Linked DNA regions of Homo sapiens: region 2 is linked to region 1. Evidence: chromatin contacts called from ENCODE Hi-C or POLR2A ChIA-PET data. All regions are on one chromosome and are shown on one strand. Each heading gives the region's core, a stretch centred on a gene start or an enhancer-like site at or near the end of the contact. The rest is flanking DNA. Distances are from core to core; before and after follow the strand shown. Region 1 overlaps STAT3 (signal transducer and activator of transcription 3). Region 2 overlaps CAVIN1 (caveolae associated protein 1).

The links. A loop is a pair of places that touch in the nucleus more often than their neighbours do. ChIA-PET counts read pairs that join two places held with the same protein, here RNA polymerase II (POLR2A). Pooled maps may share reads with other maps.
Region 2: a map of CD14-positive monocyte shows a loop between it and region 1 (2.2-fold over the local background). The contact joins two enhancer-like sites. A Hi-C loop is called at or near these places in 3 of 168 maps with a recorded cell type or tissue (CD14-positive monocyte, CD8-positive, alpha-beta T cell and HepG2) and 2 of 50 pooled maps. POLR2A ChIA-PET finds 5 or more read pairs at or near these places in 11 of 52 experiments (BJ, GM12878, HCT116 and 8 more).

The regions. Positions count from the first base shown.
Region 1 is chr17:42,360,738-42,366,180 of GRCh38, reverse strand. The region is part of intron 1 of STAT3 (signal transducer and activator of transcription 3); the gene reads left to right. Among named protein-coding and RNA genes, the nearest start is that of STAT3, 25 kb to the left of the region's middle. Within about 2 kb of position 3,425, at least 7 of the 41 ENCODE cell types and tissues checked have a DNase peak (open chromatin) inside an H3K27ac peak, as active enhancers do.
Region 2 is chr17:42,403,953-42,409,395 of GRCh38, reverse strand. CAVIN1 (caveolae associated protein 1) reads left to right here. Exons shown (of 2, transcript NM_012232.6): 2 at 4,008-5,443. The coding sequence ends at 4,709. Among named protein-coding and RNA genes, the nearest start is that of CAVIN1, 17 kb to the left of the region's middle. RefSeq lists an enhancer at 3,036-3,085. Within about 2 kb of position 3,200, at least 26 of the 41 ENCODE cell types and tissues checked have a DNase peak (open chromatin) inside an H3K27ac peak, as active enhancers do.

The sequences.
Region 1 (5,443 bases), core at 2,176-4,675:
GGTTGGCTTTGGATACATTAAGTTTGACATGCATTTTAGACATCCAGGTGGAGATATTGAAGAGGCAGTTGGCTATAAGTGTCTGATGTTCATATTAGCGGATGGGGCTAGAGACATAAATTTGAGAATTGTCAGTGTATAAACGTTGTTTTGAAAGAAAGTGGGGCTGAATAATTTAGAAAGGAGTGCATAGAGAAAATAAGTTTACTATTAAAATAGCTTTAACAGGCCGGGCACGGTGGCTCATGCCTGTAATCCCAGCACTTTGGGAGGCTGGGGTGGGCAGATCAAAAGGTCAGGAGTTTGAGACCAGCCTGGCCAATATGGTGAAACCCTGTCTCTACTGAAAATACAAAAATTAGCCAGGCGTTGTACCGGGCACCTGTAGTCCCAGCTACTTGGGAGGTTGAGGCAGGAGAATCACTTCAACCCGGGAGGTGGAGGTTGCAGTGAGCCAAGATCACGCCACTGCACTCCATCCTGGGCAACAGAGCAAGACTCCGTCTCAAAAAAAAAAACAAAAAAAAACAAAAAAAAAAAACTTTAACAGCAAAGCCTCTTCCTTTAAAATTATGAATTTTTTTCTTATGGAAGTTGGACTCTTTCATTATTAAGTCTACATTCAATCACTATGTTAGTAAAAATGTTGTTCTAGTTGCCGAATGCAATAAACCAGCTCAGACTTAGTGGCCTAAAGCAGCAATCATTTGACTATGTTCGAAGATGCCGTGGGCAGGAATTTAGATAACAGCAGGGATGGCTTGTCTTTGCTCTGCGATGTCTGAGGTCTCACTGAGAAAACTCAAGCGGCTGGGGGTAATAATCATCTGGAATTTTCTTTACTCCTGTATCTGATGTCTGGGCTGCGATGACTCAAAGGCTGATTTCAGCTGAGACTGTAGACCACGTGCCTACTTGTGGCCTCCCCTTTTGCCTTGGGTTTCTCACAGAATGTGGCTGGTTCTGGAGAATGAGACTTCCAATGAAATCAGGTGGAAATGACATCTCGCCGCTTTCAGCATGCTCTATTGGTTGGAACAGTTATGGACTTAGCTAGATTCAAAGGAAGGGAACAAAGACCCCCTCCTCTCAGAGAGTGGGGCATAATGAGAGAATTTAGGGCCATGTTATCCAACCACCACAAATGCCTTCTGAATTTGAGGTTCTGCCTCAAAAGTTCATAGTTCCTTTGACTGAAGGACTTCTATATATCCAAGCATCGTCAGCCCCAGGTATATTGTTCCATGTAAGTGACCAGGACTACCTTAGTATTTCGTATAGGGAAAGTGACCTGAATAAATTTGAGAAAAGAATCTTCCTTCTCTCCAGTAAGCACTGAGGTAAGCATTGAGCCATATTATAGGTTTATGACTTTGAGACTCAGAAATTTAAATTCTTGGCCAGGCGCAGTGGCTCACGCCTGTAACCCCAACACTTTGGGAGGCCAAGGCAGGCAGATCACTTGAGGTCAGGAGTTTGAGACCAACCTGGCCAAAATGGTGAAACTCCATCTCTACGAAAAATACAAAAATTAGCCAGGTGTGGTGGCGGGCACCTGTAATCCCAGCTACTTGGGAGGCTGAGGTAAGAGAATGGCTTAAGTTCTCTTTATCTGCTTTATTTCAGTTGCCTCTCTTAGATGAATATTAATGACTTACATAGCATTTTAGATCAGTGGATGTTTTTGTGATTCTTTTATTTGAGCTTTGGCCAAAGATAACAGTACCCACAGGTTTTTTCCAGCTACTCGCTCTTCTCCCTTCAGTGGCCCTCGAGCCTGGAAAATCTGACATGACAATGTGCTTGCTCAACCTACCACTGTTTTTCTTTTGAAAAGTTTGGCAGCCTGTTTCTGACTCCTATGAAGGTGAATTCCTCAGCATTCACAGTTTATTAGAAAAATACTTTGCTTCTCTCCAAACTCGAAATTCAAGATAACCAAACCTATATATAGGCTGATCTTTCAGGATGCAGTTGTCATGTTGATGCCATGCTTTTCAGTATCGTGGCCATCATCTGTTCAGTAGGGGAGGTGTACTTCTGTAATGGGAGGTGGTGGTTATGTGTGTGTGCAAGTGTTTATTTGGTGTCTTAAGTTAGCCTGTGGGAAGTTCTAAATCAGGATGGTACGTGGTTGCCAGCAGAGAGCTGCTCCTCAAGTGAAGGAGGTAGAATCAAAGCCAATAGGAAAGAGCCTCAGATGCTTATATATGTACCGTGGGGATTCAGAGTGAAAGCAGTCATTGGACTAGGGGTGGGGTTAGGGAGAGCCTGTCTGACAGACACAAGAAAGGGATGGATAACGCCACCCAGAGAAAAAAGCATTTTAGGCAAGAACAAATATGAAAAAGGAACAAAGTCTGTGGGTGGGGGGCAAGGAGGAGATAAGTTGACTTGAAGGAAGACAACACTTATGAAAGTCACCTGGAGGCTGGGTGCCATGGCTCATGCCTATAATCGCAGCACTTTGGGAGGCCGAGGTAGGAGGACAACTTGAGCCCAGGAGTTCGAGACCATCCTGGGCAACATGGTGAGACTGAGTCTCTACCAAAAAAAAAAAAAAAAGAAAATTATCCAGACATGGTGGCATGTGCCTGTAATCCCAGTTACTCAGGAGGCTGAGGTGGGAGGGTTGCTTGAGCCCAGGAGGTTGAGGCTGCAGTGAGCTGTGATCGTATTATTGCACTCCAGCCTGGGTAACAGAGCAAGACCCTGTCTCAAAAAATGAAAGTCATCTGTAGGCTGGAGAGAGGAACTGGAAGGGGCTAAAGTTGGCTGAGTAGTTACAGAGCCTGAGATAAGGGTAAAGATTTTGCATTGGACAATGAGATGTTAGTGTGTGTTTTTGAGCTGGGGAGTGCTGTGATTTTACTCTTATTGAAGAATCACTGAAGGATTATTCTTGAATCAGTGATTCTTGATCATTCTTGAATTTTTCAAACAGCAAAACTGGAAGAGTTGGCCTATTCCTCAGAATATTTTCTAATTGGGCGCAGTGTCCTCACTTGGGAGAACCTGGCTACACACTTTAGTTGTAATTCACTCCAGTCGTTCATTCATTCAATACCTATTTTTTCAGCACCTATTATGAGCCAGACACTATGCTGGATGCCAGGGTTCAGGGTAGGACACGCTAGTGAGCAAAAGCCAAGACTCTTCTTGTCTTCATGGGGCTTTCAGTCCAGCATAGTGGTTATGAGTCCAAGTTAATGGAGTCACAGTACTTGGGTGCAAGTCATGGTGATGGTGATAGAAGGAAGGCATGTGTGAGGGCCAGTGGCAGGCAGGAGCCTGGTGTTTTTGAGGACCTGAAGAAGGAGCAGAGTGAGTGCCAGGAACTTAGCCACCAGCTGGTACCAGCCATACGAGAGGGGCAGAGCCAGCCAGGATGTCGGTCATGCTAGTAATGAGTACAAACACTTACATGCTGCACGCTATTGGGCTCCTGAGTGCTACGTGTTCATTAGCTCGATGAATTTGTACAGCAACCCTGTGAGGTAAGCACTGTTCTCTCCCCTTTCTATAGATGAGGAAATTAAGGCACAAAGAGGATAAATAACTGGCACCAGCTACACGCTAAGTGATCGAAGTGGTGGAACCAGGATTCAAATCCATGCTATTCTGCCTTAAGATAACAAATCTTGTTTTTTAGCCTAAGAACAGAGCAGTCATCAGGAGGGTTTTAAGTAGGGGTGTGGCAAGATCAAGTTTGTGTCTTGAAAAGGTCTCTCTACCCACAGTGTGGAAAATGGCCTGGAGGCAAGCACACAGATGTTGGGAGACAGTTAACAGCTCTTGCCATGGCCCCCTATGCATTTTGGCTCTGATGTTTCTGCCTGATTTTTCTCTTGCCTCTGCCTCTTTTCCTGAGGGGATGGCAGGTTTTACCATTCAGCTGGAGTACAAACCCTGAACCCTTTTTGGTTAAATATCTACTTGCTTTTCCTACAGTATTATTTTGAGTTGCTGTGGCTGTAATGTCTTGAGGGAATCGAGCTTGACAGTAATTTATAGAACAAACAGTTTTTAGAGACTGTGTGGCCCAATTGCCCTCTCAATGTTGGCACTCCTGCCATGACATTTACCATGCTGAGCATGTGACCGCCATCTGAATACCAAATGCCACAGGAACCTGGGAGGTTGTCACTTACTCCTCCCTTTCTCTGAGTCACCTTTGCCCTTCAGTCAGTCACCAAGTCCCATCACATGTAGCTCTGTAATGTCACAGAAGATGGATGTCTGCCTCAAAACACTTACAATGCTGCTACCTAAATTGGGCAGCCACGACCTCCCACCAGGATTATTGCAGCCTGAGGGATCTTTTTGAAATGTAAATCAAACTATCACTTGTCTGTTTAAAGCTTTTCAAAGACTTACCCCATTGCCCTTGGAAGAAAGTGCAGATATCTTGACAGGAGAGCCTTCTCCAGCCTCCTCTTCTGCCGTGGTCTCCTTGTACAGTCTCTACAGTGTACTGCTTCATTAGAACCCTGGAGATTATTATTTGCTAGTTCTGGGCTAAGAACTGGCACCTGGCTTTGTAGAGCTCCTCAGGAGATTCTGAGGCGTATTCAGAGTTGAGCCCTGATCTCTGCTCTGATTTCGAGGTTCTCGTTATATTTATTAATGATCACGAAAAAATTTATTATTATTCTTTGGCCTCACTTTAGCATCATCTGAGGAATTTTTTTTTTTTTTTGACAGAGTTTTGCTCTTGTTGCCCAGGCTGGAGTGCAATGGCGTGATCTCAGCTCACTGCAACCTCCGCCTCCCGGGTTCAAGAGATTCTCCTGCCTCAGCCTCCCAAGTAGCTGAAATTACAGGCATCCACCACCATGCCTGCTAATGTTTTTGTATTTTTTAGTAGAGGTGGGCTTTCACAGTGTTGGTCAGGCTGGTTTTGAACTCCTGACGTCAGCTGATCCACCCACCTAGGCCCCCCAGAGTGCTGGGATTACAGGTGTGAGCCACCGTGCCCAGCCGTAGCTTTCGAAATTTGAAACCTGGTCCCACTGTCAGAGGTTCCAATTTGGCACTGGTTTGGTTCCCAGGCATCTTTCTTGCTGTATATATTTTTTAGTGTCAGCCAGGGTGGAGACCTCTGTATTACTTCATGGGGAAGAATTTGGGAGAAGATGTTGTGAGGAGACAGGTTCTAGTCCTAGAGTGATTTATCCTTTCTCGTACAGATTTCCAGGTATTTGAGGGGCCACTCTTCTGTAATTCATGTTTTTCTCTCCTAACCTCACTCCTGTTGCCTGCATCTTCTTGCTGAGCAAAATATTCAAGGTCTTCAACTCCTCACACCCTGGTTGTCCCTCCCTGGATGTGTTTGGTTGTTTTAGTGTTCCATTTCAATTTTGATACACAGAATTAGAATAGCATCCAGATGTGGGTCTGTTACAGCTAGACTACTAGATCCTTCAAAATCCAAGTACTAGTA
Region 2 (5,443 bases), core at 1,951-4,450, 43 kb before region 1:
GGCACAGTGGCTCATGCGAGAAATCTCAGCACTTTGGGAGGCCGAGGCAAGGGGATCACTTGAGCCCAGGAGTTTGAGACCAGCCTGGGCAACATAGTGAGACTCTGCCTGTACAAAAACTACAAAAATTAGCTGGGCATGGTGGCGTGCGCCTGTAGTTCCAGCTACTTGGGAGGCTGAGGTGGGAGGATCACTAGAGCCCAGGAGGTTGAGGCTGTAGTGACCTGTAATCATGCCACTGCACTTCAGCCTGGTTGACAGAACAAGACCCCATCTCAAAACAAACAAACAAAAACACAAAAATGGCCAGATGCGGTGGCTCGTGCCTGTAATCCCAGCACTTTGGGAGGCCGAGGTGGGAGGATCCCTTGAGGTCAGGAGTTTGAGAACAGCCTGGCCAACATGGTGAAACCCTGTCTCTACCAAAAAATACAAAAACTAGCCAGGTGTGGTGGTGCATGCCTGTAATCCCAGCTACTTGGGAGGCTGAGGCAGGAGAACTGCTTGAACCCAGGAGGCAGAGGTTGCAGTGAGCCGAGATCGCGCCACTGCACTCCAACCTAGGTGACAGAGTGAGACCATGTCTCAAAAAAAAAAAAAAAAAAGGCCGGGCACGGTGGCTTAGGCTTGTAATCCCAGCACTTTGGGAGGCTGAGGAGGGCGAATCACATGAGGTTGGGAGTTCAAGACCAGCCTGATCAACATGGAGAAACCCCGTCTCTACTAAAAATACAAAATTAGCCAGGTGTGGTGGCACATGCCTGTAATCTCAGCTATTTGGGAGGCCCAGGCAGGAGAATTGCTTGAACCTAGGAGGCGGATGTTGCGGTGAGCCGAGATCGTGTCATTGCACTCCAGCCTGGGGAGCAAGAGCAAAACTCCATCTCAAAAAAAACAAAAAAACTAAAAAACAAAAACCTCCTCTCACTAGGATTGCTTCCTTATGTTGTAGTTTGAGACCTTTCATGAGGCACTAGGAAGATGGCATTGGCTATAAGAAGTCTGCAGCTCTCTCCCCAGTCCCATTCACTTCCAAGTTCAGCTGGCAAAGACCTTTATCTAGGAAGCCACAGGCCAGGAAAACCAGCCAGCTCAGCCTTTAGGGGTGGGGTGGAGCAGGCAGCAGGGGTAGGGGAGAAGCGGGGGATGCTGGGGGTAGGGCAGAGAGACAAAGTGGATTTGTTTTCCAGCAGCTGGGGCTGTTTCCTGACTATTCCCTGCCTGTCACCCTTAATCCCTCCCTAGCCTATTCACATTGTCTGAGTTTAGTGAAAGGAGGGGCTCTCTCCACCCTTTGGTGGGGCGTGGGTGGGTTTTTAAGTCTGGGAGGTTATGAAGGAAAGATCAGAGCTGAATTTTTTTTAATATATATATATACTGGGGCTGCAGGTAAATTCTGGGTGGAGATGGATGAAGAGGGTTTAGATCCTACAATGATGTATAAGTCTTAAATGATATGCACTCCAGTAGCAGGCAGGGTAAGGGTGATTGTAGGAGCCCCAAAGTGAATGACTGGAAATCAGAGGGAATGCAAAGAGAAGTTGAGACTCTCCTACACTCAGAACAAGGAAAACACCCTTCAATGCCTCAGTGAATGATAAGAGGCAGAGGGATAAACAAAATGCCCTAGGATTGCCCATGATCTGCACTAAGCCGTCTATGGCAGGTAGAGACTACAAGTCCCAGCATGCCCTGTGCCCAGGTCACCTTGCCTGCTGGGAGGTGTAGTTGGGTAACAGAGAGCTGGAGGTGGCTTGGTGCCCAGCAGAGCTGATGCCCAGATGAGAGAAGAGGTGGAGCCAGCATTCCCTCTTTGTCCCTGCTAATGCTATTGACAAGAAGGGAAGGAAGTTGGGAGAGGGTGTTCCTAGTTTTCAGTGTAAACCAGGAAACTCTGGGGGGATGTTGATGGGAGGGAAGAGGAAAGAGGTTGGGGGCTGGGGAAGGAATTTCTGTAGCAGGTGGTGCAGAGATACCGAGCAGCCTATGTATAGGGGTGTGTGTGTGTGGTGTCAGTGAGAGGACTCAGTTTATGTTGCCTTAATTTCTTAGGGGACAGGATTTTTCTTATAATTCTGGGAAATGGTCTTCAGAAAACCCTTTAGAAAAGCGACTATCTCTCGTTCCTTCATTTGAAGTCACTAAAGGGAGTCTGGGCCAAAGAGATCCTATTGATGATCTTGGTCTGCCCTTTCCCTTTCTGTGCTCAGCCTCCCCTGCTCTCTGATGAGGGTGGAGGTGGGGGAGGGAGTGATCCAGAGATTCTGAAATGTTGGCCAGAGTCAAGATCTTGGAAAATCTTCCCGGAATGGAAAGCAGTTCTGGTGCTAAGTCCTCCAAGGAGAAGACAGAAAAGCAAAGAACTGGTTCTGAGCTCCAGGGTCATGGGGAATCTGAGACCACCCATCCTACTCCTAGACCCCTGAGCTCAGGCTTTGTGCTGGGGGCAGGGGGTAGGGAAAGCAAGAATTGAAAAGTAATCTCTCTTCTATCCCAAAGTAGGGAAGTCACAACCAGAAGAAATGTCCAGACTGGGGAGAAAACATGTCCGTGGCTCCCAGCCAGCTTCTTCCTCTTTCCAATATCAATTTCTAAATGTGGGGGAGGGGGAGAATGACCACTGGTGGAGCCAAACAGTATGAAGGAGTCAAAGAAGGTGGAGGTGGGGGAGGGTGGACCACAGTTCTCCATCTCTAAGGCTGGTTCTGAAATAGCTTGAGGCCAGGAGCAGTGGCTTATGCCTGTAATCCCAGCACTTTGGGAGGCCAAGGCGGGTGGATCATTTGAGGTCAGGGGTTCGAGACCAATCTGACCAACATGGTGAAACCCCGAGTCTACTAAAAATACAAAAAAATTAGCCAGGTGTGGTGGCGCATGCCTGCAGTCCCAGCTACTCAGGAGGCTGAGGCAGGAGAATTGCTTGAACCTGGGAGGCAGAGGTTGCAGTCAGCAGAGATCGTGTCACTGCACTGCAGCCTGGGCGACAAAGCGAGACTCCATCTCAAAAAAAAAAAAAAAAAGAAATAGCTTGAGTCTAGGAAATGCACTTCCTTTACTTTACCTGCTTGGGTGGGTAGGTGCAGCTGTGGGCTCAAACCCCTACCCGCTTTCAACTTAGACACTCCCACCACTTGCTTTTCGGCCTGGCTCGGGCAGTGTGCGATTTGCGGCACCAGAGGGCGCTCCGCCCATTTCCAAAGTGGAGCTGTGTCTCCCGAGGGCCGTAGTGGTTTAATATCATCTACGGGTGGAAAGGGATCAGGACAGGGTTGGACGACCACAGAGATTTTAGCCCAAGTGCAATTATTACGCAACCCCATCTCCGACCCGAAGTTTGGTCCCCTGCTCCCGCGGTCTGTTTAGTCACCATTCGTTCAACACACATGTTTTTTAGAGAATGGCGGCGCGAGGCCGGGCGCAGTGGCTCACGCCTGTAATCCCAGAACTTTGGGAGGCCGAGGCGGGCGGATCACCTGAGGTCGGGAGTTCGAGACCAGCCTGACCAATATGGAGAAACACCGTCTCTATTAAAGATACAAAATTTAGCCGGCGTGGTGGCGGGCGCCTGTAATCCCAGCTATTCGGGAGGCTGAGGCAGGAGAATTGCTTGAACCCGGGTGGCGGAGGTTGCGGTGAGCCAAGATCGCGCCCACTGCACTCCAGCCTCGGCAACAGATCGAGACTCCGTTTAAAAAAAAAAAAAAAAAAAAAAACAAGGAGAGAGAGAGAGAAAGAATGGCGACGCGGGGTTGGGGGGCCGGAGATGGGTGATATGTTGCCCAGGCTGGTCTCGAACTCCTGGACTCAAGCCATCCTCCTGCCTCGGTCTCCCACAGCGCTAATATTACAGGCGTGAGCCTACACACATTTATTGAGCGCCCGCCAGTTTCCTGGGGACCACGAGCGTCCCATGCTCCCCTCTCTCCAGGATCGTCACCACCCTGACTCAGGCTCGCCCACATCCGCCTCCTCCGACGCCTCTCATGTCCCTTCTCCTCTTCCCTTAGGATGAAGTGAAGCTGCCGGCCAAACTGAGCATCAGCAAATCGCTGAAAGAGTCGGAGGCGCTGCCAGAGAAGGAGGGCGAGGAGCTGGGCGAGGGCGAGCGGCCCGAGGAGGACGCAGCGGCGCTGGAGCTTTCGTCGGACGAGGCGGTGGAGGTTGAGGAGGTTATTGAGGAGTCCCGCGCAGAGCGTATCAAGCGCAGCGGCCTGCGGCGCGTGGACGACTTCAAGAAGGCCTTCTCCAAGGAGAAGATGGAGAAGACCAAGGTGCGTACCCGCGAGAACCTGGAGAAGACGCGCCTCAAGACCAAGGAAAACCTGGAGAAGACGCGGCACACCCTGGAGAAGCGCATGAACAAGCTGGGCACGCGCCTGGTGCCCGCCGAGCGGCGCGAGAAACTGAAGACGTCGCGGGACAAGTTGCGCAAATCCTTCACGCCCGACCACGTGGTGTACGCGCGCTCCAAGACCGCGGTCTACAAGGTGCCACCCTTCACCTTCCACGTCAAGAAGATCCGCGAGGGCCAGGTGGAAGTGCTCAAGGCCACCGAGATGGTGGAGGTGGGCGCCGACGACGACGAGGGCGGCGCGGAGCGCGGGGAGGCCGGCGACCTGCGGCGCGGGAGCAGCCCCGACGTGCACGCGCTGCTGGAGATCACCGAGGAGTCGGACGCCGTGCTGGTGGACAAGAGCGACAGCGACTGAGCCGCCCCCGCTGCCACCCACCCCATTCCTCGCTCCTTCCGAACTTCCTCTTTCGCATTCTCTCTCGGCTCGAGCTGGCTGAGATTTTTCTAAATTGAAAACACGCCCCCCTCCCCACACCTCCAGGAACTCCACTCCCAGTCTTAGAGCTGTTAGGACCCGATGGGGAGGCAGCCCCCGCAGTGGACAACCCCCGCTTGGACACAGTCCGAGTGGAATGGGAAGGGAATGGTCAATCCCTGTCCTGGTTGTCCAAGTCGGGATCTCAGAGGAAATTGCAGTGATTCCACGGTTAGGCCCCCCTGGGGGGGCTGCCTTCCCCTCAGCCTCTCCCCACACCACCCACCCAGCTGCTGTCATTCCGCTCACTGAGCTCTTCTTCATTCTCACCCTGATCCCTGGGGGACTCAAAGCCAAAACTGCCCAAAGAGGAAAGATTGAATCCTAAAGGGGATCCCTGCCCCCATGGGAGGCCCCCTACTAGAAGGACGTGAAAGCAGCTTTTGGGGGAAACTGAGGCAGTGGGGAAGACAGAGCAGAATGAGCCCTCACCCTGGCTGGGGGTCCAGCACAGGCTGTATCTGCAGAGGGTCCCAGAGGAACGCTGGAGCCAAGAGAAGCCCTGGGAAGGAGGGGTGGGGAACGACATGCATGTGAGGGATGGCACACTGATGTGTTTATGCACCTGTACACAGGAGCGCATGGCCATGGCTTTGGAAAGGAGAATGGAAAAA